2 separate regions of the Mus musculus genome follow, and region 2 is linked to region 1. Evidence: chromatin loops called from intact Hi-C (ENCODE). Cell type or tissue: heart. All regions are shown on one strand. Links, peaks and the distances in the headings refer to the core of each region. The heading gives the core; the rest is flanking DNA. Region 1 holds the start of Cep70 (centrosomal protein 70). Region 2 overlaps Pik3cb (phosphatidylinositol-4,5-bisphosphate 3-kinase catalytic subunit beta).

What was found. Hi-C counts contacts between places; a loop is a spot of excess contacts. Peaks named below come from ENCODE experiments on the same cell type or tissue, not always from the same donor. Only the 100,000 strongest peaks of a DNase experiment are listed, where the experiment ranks them.
Region 2: a loop joins it to region 1, with 3 times the contacts of the local background. A loop is called at or near these places in 3 of 42 quality-filtered maps.

The regions. Positions count from the first base shown.
Region 1 is chr9:99,235,797-99,249,279 of GRCm38, reverse strand. It overlaps Cep70 (centrosomal protein 70), which reads right to left and starts at 5,939. Exons shown (of 18, transcript NM_023873.4): 1 at 5,790-5,939; 2 at 2,914-3,013. The coding sequence starts at 2,922. It overlaps Faiml (Fas apoptotic inhibitory molecule like), which reads left to right and starts at 12,041. Exons shown (of 5, transcript NM_001244762.1): 1 at 12,041-12,186; 2 at 12,923-13,040. The coding sequence starts at 12,933. In heart, for the core only: a CTCF peak has its summit at 7,026 (motif pointing right); DNase peaks (open chromatin) are centred at 5,859 and 7,049; H3K4me3 peaks cover 1,492 bases; H3K27ac peaks cover 1,479 bases.
Region 2 is chr9:99,079,771-99,082,270 of GRCm38, reverse strand. All of the region lies in intron 8 of Pik3cb (phosphatidylinositol-4,5-bisphosphate 3-kinase catalytic subunit beta), which reads left to right. Among named protein-coding and RNA genes, the nearest start is that of Gm1123, 45 kb to the right of the region's middle. In heart, for the core only: a CTCF peak has its summit at 1,425 (motif pointing left); no DNase peak of the experiment used is centred there.

The DNA.
Region 1 (13,483 bases), core at 5,494-7,993:
GTAGCCAAAATAAGTTTTAACAATGACGATCACTATAATCAACTAAAACCCAGCAAATAACTGCATCTATGATAATGTAAAAACAAGTGTCTTCAGAAGATCAAGAACAGGACTGGGAATATAGCTCAGAGGTACGGTACTTTCCTAGAATGTGCAAGACTCGGGGCGTGATTGCAAAATAACTGGTAAAAACAAAAAAACCCAACTCATCATTGTGAAATCAGTAAATAAATAAAATCAAGATCTAGCCTGACTTTCCCATATGGAATGTACAGATGCCTGCCTGTAAACCCAGCATACAAAGTAGAAGCAGGAAGATCAGAGGTTCAAGGTCATCCTCAGCCACATAGTGAGTTCAAGGTCAGCAAGGGCTACAGAAGACCCTGTCTGAAAGAAGAGGAAAAAAAAGGAAAAAAGGAAGAAAGAAAAAGAGAGAAAAGAAAAGAAAGGAAAAGAAAAGAAAAAAGAAGTTGGCCGGGGCAATGGTGGTGCATGCTTTAATCCCAGCATTTGGGAGGCTGGGATTTATTTTATGCCTAGCTGCCTTGAGTTAAGGAGTTACTATTAATCAATCAAGTGCTTTAATGAGAGCTCTCAGGACAGTCTGCTCTTGGGAGTACTCCATAATCACGCTGAAGAACTGTTCCAGGTGCTAAGACCGCGATAACACTATAGTCACCAATGCTGTCAGAGCTTCAACCCAGGCATCTGGAGGCCTTTCTAGACCACAGCAGCTTCAGCAGCTTCAGAAGGCATCTGAGACTGCGCTCCAGGCAAGGGGGGCGTGGCCAACTCTAGCTGATTCTGCTCTCCCTGCGGGAGCAACTCCCCAGAGGCTGCCAAGGAGCTGTGGTTGGCATAACATTTGTTCATGAATGATTCCCAATCGAGGAAGACGGTTGGTACATATGTCATCAATGGAACTAGATACCATGAAGCTGTGGGTATAATTGGTCTCTTAGTTTCTTTTCCTGTGGCTGTGATAAAATACTTTGACAAAAGCCATCTTAAGGGGCTGACAAGATGGTTCAGTGAGTTAAGCCACTTGAGGCCAAGCCTGACAACCCGAGTCCATGAACCCAGGACACAGAAGGTTGGAGTCCTCTGAGCTCCATGTGTGCAGAAGCATTAGCATATTGGCACACACAGCCAATAAACAAGTAAATGTATTTTTATCTAACTGCTTTTTAAATATTGGTTTTGTGGTTTTGAGACAGTCTTACTATGTAACCCCAGCCTGACTTTGCCTCCTGAGTCCTGGGATTATAGGTGTGCAACGCCTGTGGTATGTTTTGAGAAGCAATTTATCAATGGGTGTGATGGTGCACACATTTAATCCCAGCATCTGGGAGACAGGAGCAGGCAGCTCTCTGTGAGGTTAGCCTGTTATTTGTTACTTAGCAAGTTCTAGGGCAGCTAAGGATACACAGACCCTTTCTCAAAAACAAACAGCTTGAGAGAGGGGTTATTTTAACCCACAGTTCATGGTATAATCCATTATGTCAGAAAGTCAAAGGCAGCAGAAGGTTCCATCAAATTCATAACCAGAAACTGAGAATGAACACAAAGATGCTACTCAGCTCCCTTCTCCACTTGCATCGTGCAGCATCCTATCCAGGGAGTGGTACCACCCAGCTCCTGCTCTTCCCTCCTCGACGTAATTCAGAGAGTTCCCCACAGACATGCCAGAAGCCAGTCTCCCAGGTGATTCTAGATGTGCCAAGTTAACAACACTGGCCATCATAACTGGTAAAAGCACAGTTCATGCCCCAACAGTCCCCTCTTCTGGCCACACAGGAAGCCGCTCTCCACCGTTTCCAGGTTACTCAGGAGCTTGTCTCCTATGCGCTAACCTCACTCCCAAGCCCCAGGTTGCAATATTAGGCTCAATAAAGTCTTCTCGCAAATGACCTCTTGCCTACTTGTAGGCTTCGTTACCCTGGTTGCACGAAGATGAGACAAAGTCTACAAACTTCTAGCCTGGCAGAGTCAGCCAGAACGTTTCTGAAAGCCACCAAGAGCTAAGACCGCAGGAGTCAGTGAAAAAAATGCAAAGACTCCTCTCACGCTGAACTATCACTGAAAGCCAGGGGCGTGATACAAAGAACTATCACTCTAGGAAGAAGCTCAAGAGTTCCAGAGAACAACCCAGAGCAGAAAGATCGAGATGCTGAAACCACAAAAAGACAGTGGCGTACTGCAAAAGCCAACGTGTCAAAGTTGAGGACCTATGAAGAATCGAAGGCAGGCGCTGAGGCCAGGAGGACTGCAAGTCCCAGGAGCTGGGAGAGTTCAAGATCACAGTTAAGGAGCCACAGCTCAGGAGCTTAACTGTAGCTGCTCTGCTCGGTGCTGGCGTTCCAAAGGTGGAGTCTTCAGCCTTTAGTCCCTAAGGCTGAGGGGCCAGGCTTCAATGCTAAGGAAACTGCTATTTACCTATCCAAGATTTCTATAAACACAAAAGCTCACAGACAGCAACTGGGGACAGGCCTGCCAAATCTTAACAGCAAACAAATCAACACTAACCAAAAGAGAGCTCGTATATATCCTATAATTAGACTGCCTGGAGATTCTGACATACAGTCAGGGAATACTAATGCTTTTGTGCTTTGGTTTCATGAAGAAAAAACAAAGGAATAATAGTACTTACCTCCCAGAAGCACTGCAGAGACGAGAAGACTCAAAGATACACAAAGAGCACAGAGTAGTGCATACCTCACAGGACAGAGGTGCCATCTATTTAACTTCGTTAAAATTCAGTTTTCTTACTGAGTTTAAACTATTAATATTATTTGAGAGAATTATCAGGTAGACAAGAAGCATGTAACACCATTTATCACAATAACCAATAAATTTTTTTATGATCTTTCCTCAATTGGAAAAAAAACATGTCATCTATTATATTGGACATACCTCAGTCATAGTGATTCCTTTGTTGTTTACACCTGTCGTTCAAGTTAATCTCAATAAAATGATCACCCAATGAGTCTCATGTCCGGAAGTGGATCTTGATCTAGGTTTCAAAAAGATACAAGCCAAAGCCTTGAAATGTTCAACCTGTCACAGAAATGGTCGAGTTATTCTCAAGGCCGGTATCTATGGTACCGATAACCACAGCCTGAAAACTGCAACAAGAACGAACAGCTTTTTCCACAGATGCCCCCCTTCCTTTCCCCCTTGTCCTTCCTCCTATTGCTTTATTGAAACATGTGCAGGATATTCAAATCTATCATTCTGATATGTGGCCTTCAAGGGTAGTTATCCTTGCTTGCAAGTGTACTCAAGTAAAAGCAGGAAGCAGAGAACTTATTTACACCCGTGATCAAGCCCCCACCCCCTGTAACCCCCAAGGTTCTCTGAGTTCTGAAAGTGTTCTTTAAAAAGTCATAGTAAAAACCTGTAAGCTTTTTCAAGAGCACACTTCCAATTATTACAAATTGACACAAAGTATTACCTATTAATGCAAACATGCTAATCGTCTGTAGTAATCTTTTCCCCATCCAGGCTATTAACAAGACACGGCTTTGGAACCTTGAAAGTCACAGGAAAAAAAAAAAAATAACGGCATCCTAGGGCCAAGGCAGAACCTTTACAGAGTGTTGTTAACACACAGGACTCCTAGAGTAGGAAGTAGAGGACGGATGTCGTTTAGCCACGTGGCAAATAAAGCCAAGTGTTACAAAAAGGAGAAAAAAAATCACATACCCATAATTCCCAGCTTTGGGTCTTAGGAAGGATATGAGACAGCCCAGGCTACATAGTAAAACCCTATCTCAAGAAAAGAAAGAAGCCAAACACAGTGGTAGACACCTTTAATCTTACCACTCAGGAGACAAAGGCAGGCAGATCTTGTGAGTTCGAGGCCAGCCTGGTCTACACAGTGAGTTCCAGGACTATATAGAGAGACCCTGTCTCAAAACAAAAACAAAAAAACCAAAACCAAAACAAAAACAAACAGAAATGAAACAGCACAGTGCTAAGAGCATGTTATCCCTTACAGGGGACCAGAGTTCAATCCCCTTCACCCACGCCTGGCAGCTCACAACCACCTATGACTCCAGCTCCAGGAGATCCAACTCCTCGGCCCCCACGAGTACCTGTACACATGAACACGCACATAATTAAAAGTGGTAAAAATGTTTAGTGGCGGATGGTGATGCATGCCTTTATTCCCAGCACTCAGGAAGCAAATCCTAGTGGACTCCTGTAAGTTCAAAGCCAAACTGGTCTACATAGTGACTTCCAAGACAACCTGGACAACATGGCAAGATCTTGTCTCAAGAAAAGGAGGGTGGGGAAAAAGAAAAGAGAGAAAAGGAAAATAAGAGAAAAAGAAGATAAGAGAAAAACAAAATGAGAAAAAGATGAAACTGGAGATGTTTGAAACAGAACCTTGGCTGACCTAGAACTAGCCTAGGCAACCCATCCCTCTCAGCCCTGGGAGTGTGAGTACAAGTGACAGCCATCATGGGGGGAAAAGTGTATATTTTGACACAGTCCATCCATGTTTCACAACAGTTCATTAATTGCCCTGTAGGTATCTGAGGATCTGTTAAAATACAACACATACTAAAATTTTATAGCCAGGCAATGGTGGTGTGCACTCAGGAGGCAGAGGCAGGAGGATCTCTGTGAGTTCTAGGTGAGCTGGGTCTAGAGAGCTAGTTCCAGGACAGCCAAGGCTACATAAAGAAATCTTGCCTCAAAAAACAAAAAACAAAAACAAAAAAAAAAAAAAAACAAAACCCCCATAAATATAATAGCTGGGTGTGGTGGTGTTTAGCTGTAACCCCAGCATTTCAGAGGTTGGAGGATCAGGAATTCAATGTCGTCCTCAGACGGCCTGCATGAAACCTTGCCTTAACGTGAATCAACAATTCAATTCCAACAACATTGCAACTTGCTCTTCACGGTTTACCATTTACTAGCTATTTACTATTTACAAAAATCCATGCAATGCACAAGATTGAAACCAATGCCTGCAGCGCTGATATGATTACAAAATAAAGTGGCAGGCTAGAGAGACAGCTCAGTGGGTAAAGGCACTTGTCCCAAGAAAGCTTGAGAAGCAATCCTCAGAATCCACAGGAGGCGAGAATTCTGTAACCCCGGGCCTCCTGTAGGGAGATCGGACTCTGCAGCTCTCCCCTCCATCCCCTACAGTATGCAGAAAAACAAAAGACCTTGTCTCAAACAAGGTAGAGGCAATGACCGACGCCCAAGGTTGTCCTCTTTCTCTACGTCTGCACCGTGGCGTGAACAATTATTGATTAGTTGATAATAGTGGGAACCTTGATTAGGCTTTGCTGTGTTTTTCACATTAATCAACGTGGACCCACATAAAGGCGGAGTCCTTAAATTTGTAATGAGTCTGACAGGAGGGGTACTCGCCTACCCTTTACTCCGCGATCTCCCACTTGGCTCCAAATCGCTATCACCTGACAGCGCCGCAAAGAGAACTGGAGCTAGCCCGGAACCCAGCCGATTCCATGTAGGAGTCTAAGCTCAGTTCCTGCTTCCTCTACCAGGTCGCACACCTTCAACACTCGGCTGGGAGAAGAGGTTGAGTGAGGAGCGAGGGACACAAAGCGACGGGCGGGCTCCCCGCAGGGAGGTCCACGCCCACACCTGCACGCGCATTTCCTAGCTAGCGCGTAGGAGCCGGGGCGACTCCATTCTGAGGGCCCTGGCTGGTGAGTGGGACGCTCCGGATTCCGGAGAAGCCACCTTTGGGCGTGCACCTGAAGGGGGCCCACGTAAAGTCCTCGGCGACCCCAAGCGCCACTCACCTCGGTCACAGCCCGTGGCTTCCACCGCGCTCGCCCCCGCGGCCTAAGCCCCGCCTACGCGACCGTTAGCGCAGCCAGGCTGACCAATCGAACTGACGCAGTCGATGGCCTCCCAGCGGGGCGGGACAACACCACCTGGCGCGCCGGGAAGGCGGGTCCACGCCGCGCTCTATCGTTAGCTCCGCCCACGGGGCGGGGCTTCTTCCCGCCTCCACTCCCACCGGACCCGGACTTGCTGCGGCTACTTTGTAGCAGGCGCTTTGACACTTCCTGGACGCTCCGCCTGATAGTCGCTCAGTCACCATGGTGTTTCTTTGATCCCCGAGAAGCTAGAAATACACACATTTGCGGTTGCAAGTGAAAGTGAGGCCGGGGCTGCCTTATTATCACTGGATGCCTGCGCTCCCTACAGCTCCCCCTCACGCCCTGACTGCGAGCCTTTTTCAGGAACTGTCTGCACGGGGCAACCCCAATAAGCATTTCTTGATAACATTTCACCTTCTCCTTGAATATTTTCAAAGGTCTACGAAGAACTGAGATGCCTGCCTGACGAAGCTCAGTCTAGATAGGCAGTTTGGGCTCCTGTTAGACACTGATAAGACTGGTTAATAAAGGGTTTGTGGCTACAGAGATAAAAGATTACATAAGGACATGAGGCACAACTCTTGCTTCAACTTTAGATAAGCTGAAAAGCCTTGAAAACGATCTATGGGCCTCCAGGTTAATTAAGTCAAGATCTCTAAAGTGGGGCCCACACGTCCAGAGTTTATATGGTTCCCCGAAGTGATTCTAATGTATAGCCAGGAGGGAGAACCAACTGTCCGCTGAGAAATAATTAAGACTGATTCTAAACCTGGTGGGGAAGAGGGACTGGAGATGTAGATCAGTTGGTAGAATTCAGCGTCCGGGAAGCCCTTGGGTTTGATTCTTCAACACGGCCTAAGACAGGCGAGCTGACACGTGCCTGTAATTCCAGAATTTAGGAGGTACAGGCAGATCAGGAGTTCAAGGTCATCCCTGGCTTTATAGCAAAAGTCAAGACCACCGGAAGCTACAGGAGGCCTTGGCTCAAGGAAAAAAATAAAACGAAGGTCCTTCTCCACTCTTTTCAAAAACCAAAAGTGGGTTAAGAAATCCAAAATATGTAAGGGAAAAAAAATCATGTTCGCAGTCTAAAGGATGACCTCGAGTTTTCAGGAATCTACCATCGTTGTCCTTGCAACTTACAGCCACACGGTGGCGGTATTGACAACAGGCATTTCCAGAAGGACTTGGGAAATGCAAGTCCCATCAGGGTCTTAGTGACCCTAATACATCAACTAAAGTGACTCTCTCTGGGTGGTCCAAGGGCACATCTCTTAAGAGAGTACTGCTCTCAAGCCCACGTTTAGGCACACAGTGAGTCTAAACTGTGTGTGTTCTCTGCAAACACATCCCAATCCCTCTATTCCCCCTCATGGCCCCTTCCTTCCCTTTCTATATCTGGATATTCACACTACGGAGCTGACAGATTTTCATTTTCAGCTTCCTAAGACAATCTAACTGCTTACCTTTTCCAGAACAATAGGGTGACTTTCCCAATCTTCTGAGCCAACCCATAGGCCAAACATCCGTGGGTTAGAATTACTTTTGATGTGAGTAATAAAAATCAAACAAACAAACAAAAAACTCAACTAATTCAAACTGCCTTAAACAATAAAGCAATTGATTAGGTCACACAACACAAACCCTAGAGGAGGGAGACGGAGACGTTGACATTGATTAATTCAAACCAATCTCTTTTTTTTTTTTTTTTTTTGGTTTTTGGTTTTTTGAGACAGGGTTTCTCTGTGTAGCCCTAGCTGTCCTGGAACTTACTTTGTAGACCAGGCTGGCCTCAAACTCAGAAATCTGCCTGCCTCTGCCTCCCAAGTGCTGGGATTAAAGGCGTGCGCCACCATGCCCGGCTTCAAACCAATTTCAATGGTTAAGTGGGTCCAGCTGCTATTAGTCTGTGCTGTTGAAAACATGATAAATTCATACTTATTTTCCAGCTGCCTACTTGGAGCAACCAAGACCACATACTTTCTTTTCCTATAGAAACTTCTCCAGTTTTGTGTTTTGTTTTTGTTTGTTTTATTGAGCCAGTTGGACCTGCCAGATATACCCTACCTCCTGATCAGTAATTGCCAGGGAGATGAAGAGGTGGCTCAAGCCTAAATCCCAGAAAGTAAAAAGGAGGCGCCACATTTTTAAATGGTTTCCAAAGTGCTAGTGCTTCTTCCATTATTTTGTTTCAGTCTTCATTGTTGTTTAAAAACTAAATTTAGCTGAGCAGTGGTGGCACACACCTTTAATCCCAGCACTAGGGAAACAGAAATAGTGGATCTCTGAGTTCTGGCCAGTCTGGTCTATAGAGTACATTCCAAGACAGCCAGGGGTATACAAAGAAACACTGCCTTGAAAAAATAGATATTTAGATAGATAGATAGATAGATAGATAGATAGATAGATAGATAGACAGACAATACCAAATTTGGAAAATCAGCCAACCCATTTAAAGAAGAGACCCAAAACAAAGCATAAACATATGACCTATCTCATGTTTTGTTTTGTGGTGAATGCATCTCCAGCTGCTCTCTTAAAGCGATAGTGTCTGTGGTCAAATTGGTGAGAAGCAGCTTATGAAGCTAACCATCATTCAGATACTTCCTGAAAAACCAGGAAAGCAATCTGAGACTTAGAACAAAGCCGCAAGCTCAGTCAGCCAGAACAAGGACGTTTCGTGTTTAAGTTCAAGACCTTTTGTGGTGCCTTGTTCAGACATGATTTCCTGCCATGTAGTCCTGGTAGGTAGATAATAAATGACTCTTCTTCCCACGGGTGTCCTGCCTCTGTGAAATAGTTACAAAACCAAGCCCAAACTGTCTCTCAAGTCCAGCATACCAGAGACTAGAGAGAGGAACTAGCTGGCTGAAGAATCATAGGTCACCTTGTCCAATTCCAGTGTAGATTTCACTGTAGCTTGGAGCGTGAGGCCCAAATATTAAATGCAATTCTTTTCTTCAAGCATAATATTCTTTCAAATAATATTATCTCTTAACATAAACCTTTCTTCTATGTGCCTGAATCCAAATATAAAGCCCGTAACTTCTGAAGGGTTTTTGGGTCCCTGTGTAAAATAGAATAAATATAATCACTGGACTGTTGTTAGAACTGGAGTCACATAGCAAGAACTTGATAGATTATGCCTTATTAGTCTTATAAAAAATAGCTAGATTCCTTGAATTTTATGAGAAAATATTATCCTTTGATAAGCTGTGAGCTGCGACCCCACTAGGCTTTCCTGCTCCTCCCATTCTGAGTTGTTTCTCAGAATTAAGTATTGATAAAAAGAAATCCAGAAGGGGGGCAACTAAGGATTAGGGAGGAAACCAGCCAACCTTGTGTCACCCCTGGAGACGTCCACTCTATACCACCACCGCCTTCATTCTTCCAATAGTCATTTATTATGTGTCTAATCTATAAATAAAAACAAATAACGAAGAGAAAGCTACTAGGAAGTCTTCTGGAGAACTGTAGAGGGATTCTAATTTGGCAACCTGGCTGCTCTGGCTGGAATACAGACGTGCCCTCAGCACACACCTTTAATCCCAAACAATGACGGTAAAGTCGGCTTGTAGAAGAAAGCATTCATGTTTGAAAATGATGCCTAATTGAGTGGCAGACAAAGTGACGACTCAGAGAAAGATTTGGCAGAATAGGATCTGCCCAACGCACAAGCACAGAGAGAGGAAAGGGAAGCTACTTTGAGGGGCAATGCAGAAAGACAGAGAGACAGTTTTGCTGGGACAGTTGTACAGAGACAGGGTGCAGACAGAGAACAAGCTAGACACAGGTGAAGGCAGAATGAGACAGAAAAGGAGAAGGGGACACATTAGAACACAATAGCACATATTGCCAAAGTTAGTCTGAGGCCAACCAGACCAGGTCAGGAGAAGCTGGGAGAAGCCAGATTGAATCAGTGTGGAGAGGAGCCCTGAGTCAGAATAGCTGAGTCAACCAGCCAGCCAGAGTTCAGAAAGAGCTAGAAAGGGTGAGCTTATTCAGCAGTAAGTCTCTGAGGCTGAAAACCTTCCAGGCCTAGAAAGGCTTGTACAGAGACTAGAAGCTTTCAGGACTGGGCCCAACTTAGCAGATGGAGGCCACCAGCCTGGGAGATAACAATCACGTCTGTCAAATAGAAGTTACTTTTACAGGAAATCTTCCATATCAAGGTCAAGTACAAAGCTCTCTCAGCAGAACTGCTGAGGCACAATCTGCTCTGGCATTCAGTCCTATCATTTCCAAGATCTATTAACCTAATCAATAGGTTGTTTCCTCTTGTCAACTCTTGTCTCCTCTCCCAGACTGCACTTGCTTAGTGCCTAGACACCTTATCCACAATATTAATCCCAAAGTTGGAACAACCTTTCCTTACATTGTCATGGAGCTACAGAAATGAGCTGTAAGATGGGGCCACTCAGACTCCTATAACAAAAATGTTTTTGACTGCATAATCTCTAAACCACGAAATGTGTTGCTTTCTGTCCTGGCTGAGAAGTCCAAGATCAAGGTGTCGGAAGATTAAGAATCCAGAGAGGGATTGTTTTGCCTGTCTAAGATGACGCCTTTTTCCTGCCTTCTTATGAAACCAAGGAAAACCTGAACAAATTCTTCACACTTAACCTGTCTTACCTGCTCTTAATTCCAGACTAAACCCTCCGGACTTAACCTACTTCGTGTCCTCCTAGTCGCTTGCTTTTAGCTGGTTTTTAAAACCACCCATTTCAGCGCTGACATTGGGGTCGTCGTAATTGTTAAAGTTTGGTCATGAACACTTAAATCAATTACTCCCTAATCCTTAATCACTTTTCCCCATTCTCCAGTCCGTAAAAATTCCTAAATCCTGTCTTCTCTGGGTTGGCTAATCTTCTCTGTCAGCTTGACGGGATTGAGAAATGCCTAGCGATTTAGTGAGGCAATCTTCGGTGCGATGATGTTTCCAGGGTAGATCGTGAGGACTCTGACCTAATAAATGGGATAGTAATCCCTTGATGATTCACAGTATAGCATGGTTTTATCGGTAGCGGAGGAAAGGTCATAAATGGAGCCTAGTCAGAGGAAGAAGGTTATTGAGAGCATGTTCTTGGATGCTGTCTTGCTCTGGCCTCTTCCTGTACCCTCTTCCCTCTGCCTCCGGTCAGTCACGCCTGCTCTGCTTCCTGGGACCATGGTATGAAGTGGCCCATCCAGCATGCTGACCCTGCCACAGGCAGACTGGCACCTCTGGAATTCTGAGCCCAAATTAACAGTCCCTCCTATAAGTTGTTCGAATCATTTTAGTCACTAATACATGCCCAAAATATTACTATAGGAGACTGACATTCTGGCATATTTTGAACTGATTTTTGTGTATCTGTTTTTTTTTTTTTTTTAAACTAACCAACATAGCCACCTTACAAGAGCAATGAGTGGTCCCCAGAGAGTAGGCCCAACAACAGAATAGACACAGGCGAAGGGATTGAGGGTTTCTGGGGCCCCAGCAGGTTTGAGGACTGTGATCTGAATGCTGGGGTTCTTTCAAATTTTTTTATGTTGAACCCTGACTTCCAACCCAAGTGTTAAGAGGTGGAGCCTTTAGGAGGTAATTAGGTCACAGAGGTTCTGCCTTCATGAACGGAATCGGTGTCTTTATCAAAGAGATGTGACAGGGTCCATTTGCCTTTTTCCACTGCGTGGAGGTTTTGGAACAAGCTCCTGTTCTGTGTGCCTCAAAATGTATCAGAGTCCACCCTAAGGAGTTTGGGTCTTAAAAGAAGTAAAGAATGAGTCTGGAGAATTGCAAGTTTGAGGTCTGTCTGGGTTACAGCGTGAACTTAAGGCCAATTTGAGCAATTTATGAGACATCGAACATCGGCCCAGTCTCCAGTATCACAAGACAGAGAAGAGGAAAGGGATGCCAGAAAGTGGTTTTAGAGAACCAACTTCACGAGCAGATTTACCTTCCACAGGCTTCAGAGCAGCGGGGGTCCTGGGGTTTTGTCCACCAAGCTCACCCCAGCAACGGAGTCAGGCACCCGAGAGGACAGCTCTTAGTAACGTTTGTTGTTGTGCGTTGCTCACAGGGTGGGACTTGATGATGTCGGGGTACAGGCTGAGGAAGGACTGTTTGGAGAACAAAGGCGTCAGGTTAGACAGCTACATGGGTAGGGCCAGGAACGAAGGACCGCAGATCACAGTCTGTAGTGTTCAACGCGCATGCTCCCAGTGCGTCCCGTCCCCAAGCTTGCTGCAGGAGCAAAACTTTGCAGTCTAAGGAATCAGACCCAAGACGTTGCTTTGCTAGGTGGTCGGTCCATAGGCCATAATTTCACAGGTGAGACCACAGCCCAGGTTGGGGAGCAGGGCTCAGCCCGAAGCCACCCATCTATGATAGCTGTGCCCAGATGTCAGTCGTATCTGACCAGGCAACTTGCCTCTCTGTGTTTTCATGTTATGCTACCTAAGAGACTCTAGCAGTGGACATTAATGCTTTGACTATCCCTCCCTACAATACACCCGCCGACGGGCCCCATTCTTAGCTTCTGCTGGTCTGCTTCCTTTTCCCAAACAGTCCCTATTTTCATGCCTTGTTTGTTGTTGTTGTTGTGGTGGTGGTGGTGGTGATGGTGGTAGTGGTGGCAGTGGTCTTGTTGGTGGGTTGTTTTTTTTTTTTTTTAGGTTCAACATGAAAGACAACCGGTAACATCTGTGTTTCTGGGTGTGCTTTCTTTGCCTCCACATGTTGGTTTTCACTTCTGTCCATTGTCCAGCAAATGGCATGATTGCATCCTTCTTCGTGGATAAATAATACTCCATTGTGTTTATATTGCCTTCATTTTCTTTATCCATATACTCGTTAGTGGGCACTTAGGCATATTCCATATCATCTTGACTATTGTACAAACAAACCCAGGCTTGCATCGTAAGTTGAAGCCAGCCTGGAATACATAGCACCCTATCTTTAAAAACAAAATTGATTATTTTCATCTTGGGAGGATTAATTGGTTATTCAGTTACTGTTTTGGCTCATTTTAATGGCTTCGTTTCTGTCCCCTTTGCCCCCTATGTAGCCTGGGGAAAATGAAAATTGCAGCTATCTGGGATGTTATTTTAAGTGATGGAGTCCACAAGATTGAATTTGAACATGGGACCACATCAGGCAAACGAGTTGTGTACGTGGATGGAAAGGTAGGAAAACATAATGTGACTTTGTAAAATATGCTACAGAGAAGTGCTTGCTCGGCCTCACGCCCCTCCCCTTGCCACCTCCCTCCCCCTCTGTAGCACTAGCTGTCCTGTAACTTGCTATATATAGACAGGGCTGGCCTCAAACTCACAGAGATCGTTCTGCCTCTGCCTCTCCTGGGACTGGGACTGGGACTAAAAGTGTGCGCCACCACACCCAGTGAAGCTCACTTTCTTAAGCTTTTATTATTTACATTTTATGTGTAAAGATGTTTCACCTACGTGTGCAGGCCCACCACATGTGTGCTTGGTACCCTCTGAAGACAGACTAAGGCGTCAGATCCCCTGAGTCTGCAGTGACAGCCAGTTGTGAGCTTTCATATGGGTCCTGGGAATTGAACCTGGGTCCTTTGGAAGAACAGCAAGTGCTCATAAATAACCACGGA
Region 2 (2,500 bases), core at 1-2,500, 160 kb after region 1:
CCTAACAGCTCCCCAAACACAAAGACCGGAATCAAGAAGCTAAGAGGCAGGGTGGCTCTTGTCTATAGTCCTAGTACTTGGGGGGGTAGAGGCAGATAATCAAGAATTGAAGGTCATTTTCCAATGCATAGTAAGTTGAATTCTAGACTTCAATTTTCCTGGGATATTGGAAACAATCTAAAATTCCCAGACCTAAAGATTACAGTATATTATGTACAAATTAACTGATTTGGTTGCAGAATGGCGTCAAGAAGGAAGTGTTAGTAAACTTAAAGAGGAGAACCAAGAGTGATGTGCAGAGTGCTGTGGGTTTCAAGGGCCCACAGTGAGGCAGTTCCAGGAGGTCTGACAGGATCATAGTCTGGGTCTCAGGAAGGAAAGAGAAGGGCACAGTTCAGAAACACCACACCACCTAAAGACGTAGTCATGGGAACCTTTTCATATTGGCAAAGGGTCTCAGCGTGCAGCTTCCAGAGGCTGCTGTGGTACCCTAACCTGACACGGGCGGATTCTGCATTACATGTAGGCATTCATCACAGTACCTCCTAGCCTTGTGATGTGGCAATCCTAATCAATTAAAATATGTGTAAGTAGCAAGATAAGCTCTGTCCGTTTGTCTTCCTTCTTTATTGTCTGGGACACTAAATACTTTGTGTGGTGAGTTTGCACATTTAATGTAGCCATCATCACCACCACCGCATGCCTGGGTAGTTTTCCTCTCTAAGTCAGAGCAAAGCTTCCCTTGACAGATTGTGATGTAACAAATTAAAATGTGGTCTCTGGCACAGAGCTTGCAAAGCCTGTGTCATTTCCTGAATGACAGGAGAATCCTAATTATGGTGAGCAAGTTGGCCAGTGTGAGGGTAGGATATGTAGCACAGGCTGGCTTTGAAAACTCGTTCTTCCCTCTGTCACATCTCAAGTGCTGGAATCATGAGAGCATCACTGTATCTGACTGGAGGATCTTTTAGTATACAAATTGACCCAGTCCCTAGTTCTGAGAGAACTTCCAAAACTCTTCGTGTCTGTGTAGTGGTTGAAGAGTTTCATCTTGTTCTGTTGATATTGTTTTTAAATTAATGAGTTTACCAGTAGCTAAAAAGCCCCTAACCCTACATAGCTCTAGGATAAGGGCTAGTTATCAGAGGAACCACTAATGTGGGCTAAATCCTGGTCTCACTTGATGACCACAAGATTAGGCAAGAGACTAGAGACCAATGTAATGACCAGTGGCCAGGGATTAATTATTCATGTCTACTTTGAACTCTTAATCAAAGTTCTCTAACAAGGTAGGTGTGGAGTTGGTGCAGCAGTTAAGAGTACTACCTGCTCTTTTACAGGACTCAGCTTTGGTTCCCAGACCCCATATGGCAGCTCATGACTGTCTTAACTGCATTCCAGGGGATTTGGTGCCCTCTTTTGGCCTCTGCAAACACCTGACAGTCATACAGTGTGCTTACATGTGTACAAGGAAATACACTCATGTATATGAATTCAAACAACAAAACTATAGTAGCTGGAGAGATGGCTCAGTGGTTAAGAAAACTGCCTGCGGGCTGGGGAGACGGCTCTTCCAAAGGTCCTGAGTTCAAATCCCAGCAACCACATGGTGACTCACAACCATCTGTAACAAAAATCTGATGCCCTCTTCTGGAGTGTCTGAAGACAGCTACAGTGTACACACATATAATAGATAGATAGATAGATAGATAGATAGATAGATAGATAGATAGATAGATAGATAGATGAAGAGAACTACAGTATACACACATATACTAGATAGATAGATAGATAGATAGATAGATAGATAGATAGATCTTAAAAAAAAAGAAAAAAGAAAAAGAAAACTGCCTGCTGTTCCAGAATGCCAGGGTTCAATTTCCAGCACCTAGATAGCAGCTAATAACCACTTGTGACTCTAATTCCAGGGGACACACAGACTTATGTGCAGGCAAACATCTACACATATAAAATTTAATTTAAAAACAACAACAAAAATTCTTAGCTCGTAGTTCACATGGACGCTGGGTTGGCCACTACTTCATCAGCTGTTCATCCCTGCCCTTTTTAATAGCTACGAAAAGAAACCAGTGGTCCTGCTTCCCGTAGCTCATGGCCCATTACACTGAATTACTGGATTTGGAGGCAGGGTTGTGGAACCCCTCGGTTCATTTCCAATTGATTAGAAGCATTGAGAACTGAAACTTGAACCCTGCAACTGAAGTGGGGAGAAAGCTTGTGACCTAAGGCTATAGTCAGTGTCTGTCCGTACAGGGGATGCAGAAGTTTGATGGTGTAGCATTTGCTCTGCAGACCAGGCTAAATTCACAGAGACCCTCCTGCATCTGCCTCCTGAGTGTTGAGATTATAGGCATTCTGTCTTGTTTTGTTTTGAAGCTATTGTTAAGTAGTATTTATTCAGCACATATATGGTGGGTGCTTGCTTTAATTTCATAGTGACCGTGCAGATCTCAGAGCATGTGTGGTTGTAGAGCTCGGG